Regions from separate parts of the Mus musculus genome. Here region 2 is linked to region 1. A link is a loop called in an ENCODE intact Hi-C map of the cell type or tissue named here. Cell type or tissue: heart. All regions are shown on one strand. Each heading gives the region's core, and the rest is flanking DNA. Links, peaks and the distances in the headings are about the cores only.

What was found. A loop is a pair of places that touch in the nucleus more often than their neighbours do. Peaks named below come from ENCODE experiments on the same cell type or tissue, not always from the same donor. Only the 100,000 strongest peaks of a DNase experiment are listed, where the experiment ranks them.
Region 2: it touches region 1 in a loop (2.0-fold over the local background); 1 of 42 quality-filtered maps calls a loop at or near these places.

What each region holds. Positions count from the first base shown.
Region 1 is chr12:31,256,638-31,265,586 of GRCm38, reverse strand. It overlaps Lamb1 (laminin B1), which reads right to left and starts at 294. Exons shown (of 33, transcript NM_008482.3): 1 at 1-294. The coding sequence starts at 22. Gm32899 (a long non-coding RNA gene) reads left to right here and starts at 495. Exons shown (of 2, transcript XR_381427.4): 1 at 495-577; 2 at 6,731-6,951. Gm24613 (a small nucleolar RNA gene) reads left to right here and starts at 6,525; the gene lies at 6,525-6,654. In heart, for the core only: a CTCF peak has its summit at 1,896 (motif pointing right); DNase peaks (open chromatin) are centred at 336 and 3,516; H3K4me3 peaks cover 1,459 bases; H3K27ac peaks cover 3,430 bases.
Region 2 is chr12:31,209,993-31,217,748 of GRCm38, reverse strand. No RefSeq gene overlaps it. Among named protein-coding and RNA genes, the nearest start is that of 6030469F06Rik, 45 kb to the right of the region's middle. In heart, for the core only: no CTCF peak of the experiment used is centred there; no DNase peak of the experiment used is centred there.

The DNA.
Region 1 (8,949 bases), core at 1-5,000:
CGAACACCTGGAGCAGCCCCATGTCCAGTCCTCGCAGACGAGGGGACGCGGCACGGGAAGGAGGACGCAGCAGGCAAGCTGCCTGTCTTTTCTTCGGGTCTTCCTTTCTGGAGAGGTAGCGGGGAGAAAAGGCAAATGTTGGGAGAGAGGAGAGGGGCCCTTCCATTTCCTGCCGCTCCCACGGAAGCGGGGGCTGGGCCCAGGAAGGGGGTCAAGTCGCTTAACTACTTTGTTCTCCTCACCCGGCTGGGCGAGCGCTCAACCCGCTCCTGGCAGCCCACCGGCCCAAAGAAGGGAATTAGAAAGTTTCGCCTAGGGAGGAACCGAGGGAGGCGTCTCTGCTCATGCGCACATGGAGAGCGGGGGCGGAGGGGGCGGAGGACAGCAAGTTGGCTAGGGGTGGGGGTTGAGGTCCAGGTCCCACCTCCCCAGGCGCCTCTTTTGTTTTAAGGCAGCGTCTGCTGAAGCTGTAGGGCATTGGTACTTGAGTTCCCAGCGTGGGCTGGCGGGTCCGTTTCTGGGCGCGCTTCCCAAGTGGAGCAAGCTGGGGAGGGATGCGTCGGGGCTGGTCCCGGAGGTAGGTGTGTAGATCGGCCGGCAAAGGGGGCCGGTAGGACCTACCGCGGACTTATACATTTACGTTTATAAGAAGTGAGTCACGAAATGTGCCCAAGGCTAGGAACTCTGGCAACTAGCGCTAGAGGGAGGTGAGCTAGGTTAAGCCCTTAGAAAAAGGGTCAACCTGTCTGGCTCTTAGGAACTTGAGCTCCTATAAGCATCCTTACACCACGACTCAGGATCAAAGAGCTAGAGCTTTGCGTGGGTGGGTGCTACATGTGTGGTGTCTTCCTATTTCATAGGAAGGACACCAGTGGCTGCACATTCTTTGCGCACGAATTTATTCGGGACGTACCTATAATCTCTGGTACCCAGGGGGTTATAGCTCTGAATTCTCTTCTGTTAAAATATACACAAAATAACCTGTGTTACCTGATCCCGGGTAATTTCTTGAATTCCTTTTCCCACTTCACGGTGGAAGGGTTGACACAGCCAGGAAGTTGGAGATTTTTGATGAGACACCCTTCTCCACACTACAAACAGAATCCTGCAACCACCTTAAGCACGCAGGGAGGGGAAATGGGGGGGTGCTCTAAGGAAGCCTCTCATAGCGCTTCAAGGTTAAGTGGGGGTAAACAGAAGGTCTCTGTCACTGGGGAAACCTTAGAAAGGAAAAAGAGCTTGGGGACCACAGACCCCAAACCTTTGTAAGAGCCCAACTTGTCTGCCTTAAGTGTTCCTTAGTCTGACCCTGGAATGAGGGAGCTTAAGTCAGCTGTTAGACTAGTCAGGTGTGATTGCTTTCCAGCCATCACAAGGAGAAGGGATTAAGCGGCTGATTGGTCAGTTTTTAACTCAGCTGAAACGAAATTGGGCCTAGGGAAGTTTATAATCATTAGACCATAGAGTTCGCTGTTCTTGGAGTTTAGAAACCTGTGTTAATTATTCTCCAAATCAGCCCTTGCCCCGATGCAGTTTCTCCAGTATTTGGCCCCGCAGATGCTTGGGATTCCCAACGGCTGGCTGCACAGCCTGCAGGGATTGAGAGTACCCTACAGTCGAAAGGGTTTCATTCTGCAATGGGTGTCTAATAATATAATGCCAACCTATGCTCCTTGCTCAACCTTTAGGGCCATGAACTAAAGTTTTATATTGGTTTACATCTACCCAAGTTGCAGGTGACATTCAACTCCTCTTTTCTTCCTTCCTTCCTTCCTTCCTTTCTTTAACACTTTGGTGGTTTTTTTTTTTTAAAGATTTATTTATTTTATGTATATGAGTGCATTGTTGCTATCTTCAGGCACACCAGAAGAGGGCATTGGATCCCATTACAGATGGTTGTGAGCCACCATGTGGTTGTTGGGAATTGAACTCATGACCTCTGGAAGGGCAGTCAGTGCTCTTAACCACAATGCCATCTCTCCAGCCCACAACTCCTCTTTTCTGAGACTGGCTTTTGCTACAGTAGCAGACAAGTCCTGCTGGCCCCCTGCCCCTGGTCAGTGAACTCTCTCTTTATAAAGGGTCAGCCACCTTCAACACTCTCAAGAGACTGGCTGCTTTCCTGACCACCTCGCTCACAGGAACCAACACTACTAAAAACAAAAACTAAATAAGGGTTTTTGCGCTTGCGTGTGACGCATGTGCGTGGGGGCCATCGGTTGACATCTGGTATCTTTCTCCGTTATCCTCCTTATTTATTGAGACAGTGTCTCGTTGAATCTGGAGCTCACTGAGCCCACCTCAGACTTGCCTCCTCTTCTCTGCTAAGAGCAACATGCTCATATAAAAAGCTGCTGGATCTCTTTCATCTTAACTAGCCGTGAAAGGAGCCCTGGAGCACCGTGCAGCCCCTGTCTTCCATTCCTTCCTCTCTGTAGCCCAGGCTCTTGTCCTTAGGGTTTCTGCTTCCTCACAGCTCCACCTCTGCCCCACCACAATCCTGCCTGCTTCCATCTCTACCATGGCTCTTAGCTTGTTCAGCTGAATGCAGTGCAGTGCAGTGCAGTGTACACACACACACACACACACACACACTCACACACCCACGCCATGGTCCTCTTTGTCCCTGTAGGGACATATGCTTCAAATGACCACACCCTCCCTCTTTGAGACTCCTCCGTCCGGGCGCCCAGGACACAATTCGGATGCTTCTCCCAGGATTTGACCTTTTCTATTTCTCTTTGCCATCTCTGATCCGGTAAACACCAGTGTTCCCCAAGGTCATATCTTCTCTATTTGCCTCCATTCACACACGGTCATCCACATCCAGGGGCTCCACCAACTGCCCTTGTCCTCCTCTCTGTCCACATCTGTATCCTTTATCTGACTCAGAACTTTCTAACAGGCCACCAAGTGGCTCCACTTTGCTTATGAACAGGCACGTAAAATTGATGCACAACCGAGCTCATCCTTCCACCCACCCTCAGACAACAAGATGAGTTAACTGTCATTTGGAGTATTGGTGCCGTGGTTCACCCCTTACCTAGAAAGCCGGGGACTTTCATGTGTCCTGGTGTGATTAGCAGGGAAACAAACTTGGAACTCCGTTATTGTTAATAATGACAGTGACAGCAGAGGGTATAAATAACATGTCAATGAAGCCAGCCCAGCTCGCAAATCATGGATACATCTCCTTCAGCAACTCCTTTGACCTGACCATGAGGTCCTGCTCTGATTTCCTAGCATCTAGCTGCCTCCCCAGCCCCCCACCCCCAGCCCTGGCATTCTTATTTCCAGATCCTGTCCTCTCCAGTTAGCTCCTCCCCAGGACTCTCAGGAGTCTTCAGAATCATAGCCTTCATCATATCATTCTCTTGTTTAAAAGCTATAGTGTGTGTCCTCATGACTACTCATGTGCCCTCTATGGTGACGGAGTTGCACGTCCACTTGGCTTTTTGCACAGCCTTTCCCTCTTCCAGCATTAAGCCAGATGCAGTGTTTGTGACCCAATGCTCCAACTATGTGCTTATGCGCTTATCTCTCCCAGGAGACAATGAAGCAAGGACAAGCACCACATTTTCCCCCACCCACCCAGACACTGGCCAGCACACCACCAGGTCCACCAGAGAGGTGCTCAGTAAGCAGGGTTTGAATCAAAGTTAAGACTAGTCTCTGTTGTAAAAACATCCTTAATTCATATATGTCTAGTTACCTACTATGAATTTGTTTCTAGTAGGAGGACGTCCCTGCCCTATTGAGTTCATTTTAGGAATACTTTCGAATTTTACACATGAACAAATTCTTGCAGCTTAATAAAGTATATACAACTTCATTTTTTTTTTCCTGAAAATGTTGCAAGTTTGGGAGGAGTGGCTATCTTGGTAATCAGCCTGCTCAGGGCTTCACTCTGGCCAGCTACACTTTCATTCATACCCACCCTGGAGAACTCTCCGATTTGGAATGGGCAGGTGGGATTGCAGATTATTGCCTATTATGTCTGAGAAAATATGGGGCAGGTATCTCCTGGAGGCACGTATTATTCCCACTTGAAACACTTCCACCCAGAACCACTTTCCAGGTCATCTCATTTCCCAGGATTTAAATGCCAAGTGTGCATCATCTTACATTCTGATGAACAGTGAGGCAGCGAGGACTTTGCATTCAAGGCTTTGATCTTTAGATCGGAGAACCTGACTATTTACATAAGCTTGTTCTTTAGAAAAGTATTTGGATTTTGGCTACTTTGAAAATTAGATTGAAGTGTATTTCTGGAGATTCAGAATTGAACCCCCCTCCTTACACACACACACACACTGTGTAGCCCTGGCTGTCCTGGAACTCACTTTGTAGACCAGGCTGGCCTCCGACTCAGAAATCCGCCTGCCTCTGCCTCCCGAGTGCTGGGATTAAAGGTGTGCGCCACCACCGCTCGGCTCTTAAGTCTTATATGTCTGCTTTTACAAGAAAATAATATGAATAATACCACTTTAGCTGATTAAGGGAAAAAACAAAACCAACACTACCTGACTTAGTTCATTGCAGGAATACCAGATTTCACATACAAACCAGTTCTTGTGTATTGTGCTCCTACAACTTCCTCAGTTCCTGAATGTGTTGCTGCTTTGGAAGGCAAGAGTTGGGTGTCTCAGAGTACCTTTGTGCATACCCCTTAAAGTGTTTTGAATAAGAATGGCTTCCATAGACTTAAGCATTTGAACCCTGGGTCCCCAGTTGATCCTGTCGGGAGAAGTTTTGAAAGTATGGTCTTGCAGGAGCAAATATATCTCTTGCGATCCCATAGCCTCACCCTGAAGAGAGAATCTCTTGTACTGTATGGAAGCATCACCTGTCAATAAAATGCTGTTGGCCTATCAGCTTAGACAGAAAATACAAAGATGAAAATGGAAGTTGTGGTACAGAGAGGGTTTCTGGGAATAGAATCAGATGTGAAGGAGATTTGCCCCAAACTCTGAGGAGGAGACAAACACGTGAAACTGAGAAGAAGATGACCAGCCACGTGGCATGCTGAGAAGAGAATAAAATAGATCATTGAGATATGATCTAGTCAGGGAATAGAGCCAAAGCTTTTGTCTAAGCGTTTATTCATGTGTGAGAAGTCTCAGAATCATTATTTCTAGGAACAAAGTGGACAGGTAGAAAGACATGAGGTGACAGGTGGCTATAAGCACATTATCCCACTTCCAGTTCCCCCTCTCTACTTCCTGATTGGGTTTGAAGATGTGATTTCTCAGCTTCCTGATCCTACGGCCATGCCTGCTGCTCGTTGCCGAGGTCCCCACCGTGACAAACTCTTATCCCTCTGGAACCCTAAGCCAAAATAAACTCCTTTTTCCTTGGTCATGGTATTTCATCACAGGAACAGAAAAGTAAGCACTCTGCCCCCTGTATACTATGTAGATCAGCACTCCACAGTTCTGTACTAAATGGTCGTGTCCCCCATAACTCTTTGAAGACTATGTCTGTACTTTGTCCAACTTTGCTTTCCCATTAGGGAAAGGGTTCTAGTGTATTATAGATATTGAATATCATTTGTCAGATGAATAAATAAAATTGAATAGCCTTTTGTTTTCACTGCTTAAAGACACACAGGCACATTACTGTTACCCTCTGTCATAGGGAAACTACACCAGGGGGTCATGGTACACAGTGCGATAGACTTTATAGTAGAAGCTGTTGTTTGTGCTTGTGTTTGTATTAAGTCGATTCCTCTAGTAACTTCCCTTGGATTGCCATGAGGGACTAGTACTCTCCATTCCAACCTAAATGTTCCAATGGTGGCAATGGTGGTCAGCCATTACCACCTCCCTCCTTCCCGTGAGTGGCTCAGAGATGGCTGTGATGCTCACATTTTTGCAGTGACTGAGATTGTGTGTGTGTGTGTGTGTGTGAATTCCTGGGAAGAAACTGCCTCTTAGTCCCTGTAACTTAGAGTTTTGTGGCTGTCAGCCTGCAATGGAGGAGGCTGCTTGAGCTTGGGTTAACACAGAAGGAAGCAGGTGTAGCTTTAGGACCACCTTGAAGTGTCATGATTTCGCTGTACCTAAGCCAGATGTATTCCCTAGGCTGAGTAATATGTTTGGATGTATAACGGGGGAGTGACAAATAAATTTGGTCTTAGCTTAAGATTTCGGCAGCTTGCTTTCTTTAAACCAGCCACTGAAGTAGCTGCAGATTCCATCTAAGCTTTGAGGGCTTTGGTAAGTCTACATACCCATTGCGTTTCACTTACAAGAAGATGGCAAGACCCAGTCCAGAGTAATTTTCTTTTATTTTTGTTTTTCAAAAAAAAAGATTGAATGGGGGCTGGAGAGATGGCTCAGTGGTTAAGACCACTGATAGCTAGCTCTTCCGGAGGTTCTGAGTTCAATTCCCAGCAACCACACGGTGGCCCACAACCATCTGTAATGGGTTCTGATGCCCTCTTCTGGTGTGTGTCTGAAGATAGTGACAGTGTACTCACAAATGTAAAATAAATAAGTCTTAAAAAAATAAATAACCAGCCACCCGCCACTGCACCTGACCAGTATTGTTGGCTGGTGCAATCCAGTGGTGAGCTGACAGTAAGCCCCAGCTTTTAGGAAACAGGGCTGTCCTACATGTGGATGGCTCTGTGCCGAAAGCATGGGAACAACCTAGCGATAGGTAAAATGGAACCATGATCTCAGAAGACAGGGGAAGCTGTAAAAGGCCCTGTGCTTTCTTTCTGCAGTTAAACACAGTGGGAACATTACTTTTGATGAGATTGCCAACATTGCCCGGCAGATGAGACACCGGTCTTTGGCTAGAGAACTTTCTGAAACTATCAAGGAGATCCTGGGTACTGCACAGTCTGTGGGCTGCAATGTGGATGGCCGCCACCCTCATGACATCATAGATGACATCAACAGTGGTGCAGTGGAGTGCCCAGCTAGTTAAGAAGCAACAAGAAAATATTTCAATAAAAGACTATCTGATAAAAAAAATAAATAAATAAATAAATAAATAAAAAGAAAGTCCAGTGATAGTCCCAAAGTGGGATCCAGCTCAAGGGGAGGTCCCAAGGCCTAACACTATTACTGAGGCTATGAAGCACTCACAAAAAGGGACCTATCATGACTGCCCTCTGAAATATCCAACAAGCAGCTGAGTCAGATGAAGATATTTGCACCCAACCAATGGACAGAAGCAGCTGACCCTGTTGTTGAATTAGGGAAGGCTGAAAGAAGTTGAGGAGAGGGCAATCCTGTAGGAGGGCCAAAAGTCTTAATTAATCTGGAACCCCCAAGATCTCTCAAACACTAGACCACCAAACAGGCAGCAAACATCAGCTGATATGAGGCCCCCAACACACACACAGTAGAGGATTTCCTGTTCATTCAGAGATGATGCACCTAACCCTCAAGGGACTGCAGACCCCTGGGAGTTTAGAGGTCAGGTAGAGTGGGGAGTGGGGACATCCACGTGGAGACAGAGGAGTGGGGAGGAGGTATGGGATGTGGAAAAGTCGGAGGGTGGATGGGGTGGGGGGATAACATATGAAATGCAAAAAAATAAATTAATTAAAAAAAAAGAAAAAGAAGGATTGATTGATTGATTGATGCATCTGTGTGAGTGTGCAGTATGTGTGCTAGTACTGGACCCTGTGTGTCCATGTAGATTCTACATTGTAGAGAGTAGAAGAAGCTGCTACCCCCTCCAGCACTCTCTGCCTGCTAATTTGAGGCAAAGTCTCTCTCTCTCTCTCTCTCTCTCTCTCTCTCTCTCTCTCTCTCTCTCTCTCTCTCTCTCTCTTCCTCCCTCCCCCCCCCCCCCAGCTCAGAGCTAACATTTTTCTTGCTAGGCCGGAAATTATCAGGCCCTAGCAATTCCCCTGCCTTAGCTCTCCACAGGGCTGAGGTTACAGGGATGGGCTGGAGTTGGCTGGAAATTGGAAATGTGGATCCTGAGGTCTGAACTCCTGTTTTCCTGATTGCACCACAAGCTGAGCCATCTCTCCAGCCCACCTTCACATCTTCTACCTAACAGTAGATTCTATCACCCCCAACCCCAGCTGAAAGTTCTAATCTTATGTTTACCAAGAACACCATAGAAACCCTATTAATGGGGGGCGAGTTTCTTCGGTTCTCTGTTTCCTCTTTGGTTGTGGATTTGGGCACCTGGTTGCTGAGCTGGCTCTTTAGAGATAAGTCACAGGGTCTGATGTCTAAGGTGGGGCTGGATAGCTGGAGGAAGCTCTTTTAAGAACAACTTTAAAATAGATTCATAGCAGGATTAACATAAATGTAGCCAGCTGAGCACTTAAGACGTGAATACAACTATCAACCCTGCCTTCAAGGTCCCTAGGTTCTATCTTTGCTTTTATTCAAAAGAAACTCACCATGTTTACTGAAAAACATCCTCAGGAAATCGAGCAGGCAGCTGAGTATTAATTCCATGTCGGATGCTAGGTTTTGTAGAGGGCAAAAGCAACTTAAGATGAAGTTTAGTGATGCTATCTTTTAAAACAATCCACCTAGATTTTTATTTTAAGGGCCATTTCCAAAATTTTTATTCTGGTTGATGTGGCCTGTCTTTCCCAGTTCTGTAAGATTCAGAAACCCAATAAAAGCCAGAGGAGAGGAAGCTGCAGTTTCATATTTCCTGTATTTAAAGTTTGTATTTTTCTTTAACTCTGCATTTTAATCCAGATTCTGTCTTTACTTGAAAAGCCAAGGCCCGGCTTCCCATAAGCACCTGAGTCCTCCCCTCCCCAGCTCCCCACAGCTCCAACTGCACAGGGTAAGTACTAAGAAATGCAAACAGAATTTAAAAAGAAAAAAAAAAAAAAAAAAAAACCCTGCCTATGGTTTAAACTGGTTGGGCTCAGGGCATGTCTTTGTCCTGGAGGCTCAACGTGACAGGTTTGTAACCCAGAGAGTAGATTAGACCCATGTGGAGCTCCGGGTTGTT
Region 2 (7,756 bases), core at 2,757-7,756, 51 kb after region 1:
ACAGATTTAGGGAGTGGTGACCTTGGGGCAAGATTCCCCCCCCCCCCAAAGTGTGCATTTGCAATTGTACAAGGGAGAGTTATATCAAGTTAGGTGTTATCATGACCTGGTTATTATTTTCACTTGGATCTAACAAGATAAAATTGTGTGTCAAATTGATAAGTGATGGATTGTGGTGGCTATTCTCAGTTTTCAACTTGTTTAAGAGCTATAATGAAAAGCTTAAGTCTGGGCAAGGCAGTCCACGCCTTTAATCCCAGCATTCAGGAGACAGAGCCATGCAGATTTATGAGTTCAAGGTCAATCTACAGAGCAAATTCCAGGACAGCTAAGCTTAGGCAGTGAAGGAGTTAGAAAACCGAAAGCTGGTGATCACGTAATAGAACAAGGGGGGCATATTCCAATTCCAGCAAGCAGCCGAGCTCAGCGGCTTCAGCCATGTGGCTCTGGCTTTTTTTTTTTTTTTTTAAATATTTATTTATTATTATATGTAAGTACACTGTAGCTGTCTTCAGACACTCCAGAAGAGGGAGTCAGATCTCGTTACGGATGGTTGTGAGCCACCATGTGGTTGCTGGGATTTGAACTCCTGACCTTCGGAAGAGCAGTCGGTTGCTCTTACCCACTGAGCCATCTCACCAGCCCGTGGCTCTGGCTTTAAAGTCAGGAATAGTAGGGACTATTGGGATAATTGATGCTAGTTAACTGGAGCTAAGAAATTAGCAGCAATTAAGAACAGACCAGCATCACTGAGGTGAAGTCTTCTGGGAAGTGTTTTCTGAGAGCAGAAAGAAGCTATGTTTCGAGATAGCCAAGATTGTATCTTGTGCTGCAGCTGAACTTGGTAAGGTGTAATAATCACCCAGGTGAGGCTGAGCAGTGATGGCACACACCTTTAATCCCAGCACTTGGGAGGCCGAGGCAGGTGGAGTTCTGAGTTCAAGGCCAGCCTGGTCTATAGAGTGAGTTCCAGGACAGCCAGGGTTAAACAGAGAAATCCTGTCTTGAACCTCCCTCCCCCCCCCACCCCAAAATAAATCACTCAGGTGGTACTGGTTTTGAAGGCATGAAGGGGTCATAGAGAGCAGCTGAGATGAGACTTGACATTGTGAGAGGCCAAGGAAGGTCATTAGTGAAGGTGCAGCCTGAGTTGCAATTGAAGGCCCAGGACTGAAAGGGTCATGCAAAGAAGTTGAGGCTTGGCTCCATGAAGGGATCCTATGAGAGGCCTAGTTGTAGTAGAAGACTTCATCAAATTGGAGATGCCAGTAGCACAGAATAACTCTAGGAACAGCAGCAACAGTGGAGTGGAGTAGAGTGGAGTGGAGTGGAGTCAACCAGAGCTTAGAGGGCTACAGAGGGCAGAGCTCCAAGTGACGCAAGTCCAGACACTGGAACAAGAATCTGTGAAGTTGATGTTGCCTTTGAGACCCAAAGATGTTAGAGATGCCAGAGCCTTGGATACCTGTGGAGGAAAACTGCTAACAGGGAGTGGAATCAGTCCAAGATGTGTGTTGCAGTAATCAAAGCTGGACGTCAGACATGTAGATACAGAGTTTGGAGTTTGTCCAGGTGGTTTTTGGTTTTGCTTTGGTCCAGTATTTCTTTATTATGGTGTTTTGGAATGGTACTATATATATTGGAAGTATGTGATCTGGTTTTTGATTTTATAGAGATTACAGTTAAAAGATTGTGTGAGTCTCAGAAGAGACTTTGAACTTTTGAGTTTTAAACACTGATGAGACTGTGATAGACTATGGGGATGTAAGAAGTTGGATTAAATGTATTTTGCATTATGCTATGGCTAGGTATCCCATAGACTCATGTGTTTGAACAAGCCTATAGAGACCAGGATGTGAAATGTGGCAGACATAGATATAGGAAAGAACTTTTTGTCTGTTTGTTTTTGTTTTTGTTTTTTTGAGACAGGGTTTCTCTGTATAGCCCTGGCTGTCCTGGAACTCACTCTGTAGACCAGGCTGGCCTCGAACTCAGAAATCCACCTGCCTCTGCCTCCCAAGTGCTGGGATTAAAGGCGTGGGCCACCACGCCCGGCTAGGAAAGAACTTTTAAAATAGTACTCCATTTGAAGAATTAAAGTTCAAGAATTGGTAACTAGAACTTCATAAATCTAAAAAGCTTCTGCATAGCCAAAGAAGCAACCAAATGGAGAGGAAGCCATACGGTGTGAGAGAATCTCTCAGCTACATCTCTAACAAAAAACTAATATTCAAGAGATATAAGGAACTCAAAAATCAGAGTCAAAACCACCAATGACCCATTCAAAAAGTGGGAGGGTTGGGACCTGAGCAGAGAATTGTTAAAAGAAGAAAAAAAACTGTGTAAGAAATATTTAAAAAAAAATGTTCATTTTCCCTAGTAATTAAGGAAATGAAAATCAAAGTAACTTTAAGACTTTATTTTACCACAGTCAGACTGGCAGAGATCAGGAACACATGTGACACCACATGCTGGAGGGGGCTCTCACCCACTGCTGGTGAAACTGCAAACTGCTCTAGCCTTTCTGCAAATCAGTGTGGAGAATCCTCCAAATTCCAAAAAGAAAGCTCCCATAGGATCCATTACTCCAGCCTCTGACGTCTGAACAACCTACTCCATGGCCTTCACTCAGCCATGCTCACTGCTGCTCTGGTCGCAAGAGCCCGAGAAATGGAAACAACTTAATTATTCTTCCGTCGATGAGTGGACAACGAAAAAGTGGTAACATACAGTATGGAATGCTGTTCAGCTGTCAAGAAAAATGAAGTCATTAACCATGCAGATGGATGGATGCAGCAGGAAAAGATCACATTAGTGAGGTCACTCAGACCCTGAAAGGCAAACGTCACGTGTTCTCATTCATACGAGGCTCTTAGCTCCAGATCTTCAGTTACGAGTATAGCCCTCACTCGTCATCAGGGAAATTTTTCTTTGCAACAGATAGAGACCATTGCAGAAAACCACAACTGAACAAAATGCAGAGTTGTGGATCCCAGTCTCAGCCAGTAATCTAAACAGAACTCCTGCACTTAAAACTCAAGGATCATTTTGGAAGACGGGACAGGAAGTTGTAGACGTCAGAGGAGGAAGGAGTTCACTGTAAGACATTTTCTCTTAGCGATGTCAGAAGCTGCACCCATAAAGTCTTACTAACAGGAGCGGAACCAGGACGACACCCCTATTCATAAAGAGCCGAAAGCATTTTCCTCTTACCCCTGATGCTTGCATTAAAGATGCTGGGTTGCGCCGGGTAGTGGTGGCACACGCCTTTAATACCAGCACTTGGGAGGCAGAGGCAGGTGGATTTCTGAGTTCGAGGCCAGCCTGGTCTACAGAGTGAGTTCCAGGACAGCCAGGGCCACACAGAGAAACCCTGTCCCAAAATAAAACAAAACAAACAAACAAACAAAAAAGCTGGATTGCACATCAGTTTTCTCCTGAAGGTTTTCAAGCCAGAAGTTTGTTTCATTCCTCATTCTTGCCAACTTTCTTTCAGAGATCGGAATTCAGGCGCCGTTTTCAGTTGCTCATGCTTAGCAGCTTGATTTGTTTTCCAGTGGGAGAAATGAGAGTAAATGCCATTAAGTTTGATGATCAATAAAAACAAATGCCACAGAATGATCCTCATTATTAGGTGTCCTCAAATAGGAGGGGCCCTCTCCACATAACTCTTCATTGGTGTTCATGATTCTGTTAATGGCCCATCTCTTTTCTCTTCCTTTGGCTGCCTGGAGTATTTCATCACGTATTTAAGCTATGGCAAGAATATATATCCTAGCAGAATAAACACATGCATCTACAGTCTGTATTTAGACATGGTTCATTTAAACCAATCTAAAAGATTTCTCTATTTGGTTTTCAATGCCTGCTCAGACAAAATACTGGACTCAGCCTCGGGTAAACGCAGTTCTTCATCCAGAAGGCATCTGCTGTAGGAGGAAATGCAGGCATGACTTGGCTGCCAGCCTACTTGGCACACCGCACTTTTAAATAAGAAGCATGGTACACTGTGCCCCAGAAGTCAGAACGCTGGCCTGCAGTCTTCGCTCTCCATGTTTTCATTAACCTACCTCTTCCTGGCCCACTATTCAATCCGAGATAATGTGCTAAGCAATCACGGTCAATAGGCTTCCAGTGTGTAAGTACTTGTTCATGTGCAATAAAGCAAGTGCTGTTCTCTGAAATCATCTCCAGCGTAGTTTATCTCTGCTCCCTTTACTGGCCCGTGGGTTTTACTGTCTTGGGGGAAGCCCTGGTAACAACAGCAGTTTCCCTTCGGTGTTCTTAGTGCTACTGCTGGGCCATCTTTTGATTTCCATGTGTAGCAAGGAAGTCTCCTAACTGGTGAGTGGACACTCCCCACCCCCTTCTTCTGAGACTGGGGTTCAGCATGTATCTTCAGCACAAGTGGATAATGGACACTCTCCTTCTGATGGGAACACTACATGGGGGCACCTTGGTGGGTGCACCTGGGGCAATCTGAACATTAAACAATGAATCCTGGATTTTTCTTCTCTTCCACAGACTTTTTTCTTCACCCTCCAACTTTCAAGTCTGCACTTCTTCAGGCTAACAATACTAACAATAAAAACAACTACAGCTATTGTTGTGGCCACTTACACTCCTGAGCACTTTCTGTGTGCTAGGAACCACCCTAAGTGGTTTGTCTTGAGCAAGAATCCTGTGAATCAGAGACTGTCTTCTTCCTGATGAAGAAACTAAAGCTGGGGAAGTCGTTCGTTTGAAGCCACACAGGCAATGGGTGGATTTGAACCATGGTGCCTTGACCTCTATCTACATTTAAGCTCAGAGTGATCTCACATCCCTGCCCTCCTGATTGCCTTTGTCAACTCATCTAGCAAACAGTTCCTAGCTACAGCTGGCCTGGAAAATAATAATGTGGGTGGGGAGAAAGTTCTGTGTGCCCTGCTGAGGCCTTGGTGGATGGTGATGAAGAAGACAAAAGGCTGTTCTCTAGGGAGACAAGGGAAAGCTGTGAATGGGAGATGTTTGGGTGGCCGTCAAGCTACTCCAGGCCTTCTGCATGCTGTCTGACAGGCATCTTGGCCTGTGGTTGGAGGGTCTGGGCAGCTACCATTTTCTTATCACCTCTGTCTGGCTCACGGTACCTTTCTTGCTGTCTTCTAGTCTGTCGTCTTTTTGTTCACGATATTCCTGAAGCTCACTCTGTTTTCTTGGTGCCACTTTGACATCTTCCTAACAGCTACAACCACAGAGCAGCCTAAAGCTCATTCTCAGGTGTGCTGTCCTTGTAAACCACACTGTGATTTACAAGTGAGGCCGGGTAGCTCCTCCTACTTGTCAATGGGGGCTATTTTCATGAAAATATGAATGACCTCTATCGAGAAGAAGGGCAATCTGGTTATGCAGGGCCCCACTTCTGCAGGATAATAGAGGATGTAGCGATATACCTATTTTCTTTATATAGCCATGTGATCTCCCCAGGCCCTGTTGCTGGGTTTACCATGACATTGGTCTGAGCTATACAGGTAGGCTGTTTATTTTTGCTTGTATAACTTGTAAGCAGGTACCATATATTTCTAGGCTGTTTTCCTGTTGATAATGTTTGGCTTATGTTTACAACTGTGCTAAGTTTTTAAATTTAGGACCTGTTTTTGTTTTGTTTTGTTGAAAAGGGGAGCTATTTGGGGGTGGGCAGTCTTGGTAGACTCTGCCTCTATGAAGGAGAAAATATCCACAAGTCATCCTAGTTTCTGCTTGGAGCAGGTTGGCAAAGGCAAAGCTTGCCGCAGGGTTCCTAGTGTCTGTCACCTCTTGACAACTCAGCTCTGAGAGAGAGAGAGAGAGAGAGAGAGAGAGAGAGAGAGAGAGAGAGAGAGAGAGAGAGAGAGAAAGAAAGAGAACATCCACAGTGGTAGTTGTACTGGCTAGTTTTGTGTCAACTTGACACAAGCTGGAGTTATCACAGAGAAAGGAGCTTCAGTTGGGAAATGCCTCCATGAGATCCAACAGTAAGGCATTTTCTCAATTAGTGATCAAGGGGGAAAGGCCCCTTGTGGGTGGGACCATCTCTGGGCTGGTAGTCTTGGTTTTATAAGAGAGCAGGCTGAGCAAGCCAGGGGAGGCAAGCCAGTAAAGAACATCCCTCCATGGCCTCTGCATCAGCTTCTGCTTTCTGACCTGCTTGAGTTCCAGTCCTGACTTCCTTTGGTGATGAACAGCAGTGGAAATGTAAGCTGAATAAACCCTTTCCTCCCCAACTTGCTTCTTGGTCATGATGTTTTGTGCAGGAATAGAAACCCTAAGACAGTAGTGCTTCACTAGACCTTCATCTACAAGAACGTGTGCTGTGTTGGATCTGACCTGTGGGCTGACCTGTTTACAGAGCCCCTGTGCAGAGACAACTGATGAATGAGAAATAAATTTGATTCTAGATGATAGAAAGGATATTGTGTTCTGAAGGAACGGCCATCATTGGTATAGCTCAACAAATTATGTGTAGCTTCTAAATAAAGGAAGAATCCGGGAAGATTTCGCAAATTTTCCTTGAATGTATCATTGAAAATATACCAGTTGTATTCGAAAGTATTCTACGTCTAGTTTGCTGTGTCATAGGTTTCCATGTCTTCAGAGTGTAATGGCTGTGAATATCAGTGTCATGGCTTTCAGCCCTGCTGGGTTTGGTCTTCTCAGGAAACTTTCTATTTTTAATTTTTTATTTAATCTTTAGAGTACTGAGGCTTAAGACATGGCCTTGTGCATGCCTGGGAGCACAGTACTACTGCTATACTGCCAGTCCCTACCATTCTCCTTTTAATGGCTGTGCTTTTATAAAATTTAATATGATCTGGAAAAAAAACCCATCAGATCTAATCTTAACTGGGCAAGAAGAAACAACAAACACAATTAAAAGCCCACTTTTGGGCCCATGGTGCTGGCTCAGGAGAAAAAGTGCTTGCCACTTACAGTCAAGAGTGGGATTTGGATCTGCAGCTGTCAATCCAGAAGCTGAATGGGTGTGGCTACTTCTAAAGTCAGGAGATACCCGGGACAAGCCAGCTAGCTAGACTTCTCAAATGGCCGAACTCTGGGTTCAGCAAGAAACCTTGCCTTCAAAATTAAAGTGGAGAGCAATAGCAAAGCCATCTGAAGTCAGTCTCTACCTTCTGCATGACGTGCACACATGCACATGCTTGCATGCCCATACACTTGTATCAACCTCTGTCTTCCACACACATGCACACCTATGCCTGCATGCCTGCACACTCGTGTCAATATCTGTCTTTCACATGAACATGCACACATATCTTTAAACTGTACCCATACCACATACACAGGCCAAAAAGAAAAAAAAAAGAACACCTGATAACAGCTGAACAATGTTCAGTTCTCACAGCCAACATAAGTATATTTCTAAGTTGAAGGCGAAGATTGTAAAAGTTCAGTAGGAGTCAGAGGTCAACCAGGAGCTGGCTTATCTTTTCCTAGAGTACAAATCTTACCTCACAGACTCGTTTTTTTGTTTGTTTGTTTTGAGACAGGGTTTCTCTGTATAGCCCTGGCTGTCCTGGAACTCACTTTGTAGACCAGGCTGGCCTCAAACTCAGAAATCCACCTGCCTCTGCCTCCCAAGTGCTGGGATTAAAGGCATGCGCCACCACGCCTGGCTCCTCACAGACTCTTAAATTTTTCTGACGTTCACCAATTCACCAAATAAGAAAATGGGTTGTTTCAAAATCTTCTCTATGGTAGACATGTTCTCTCTGAGGTCTTT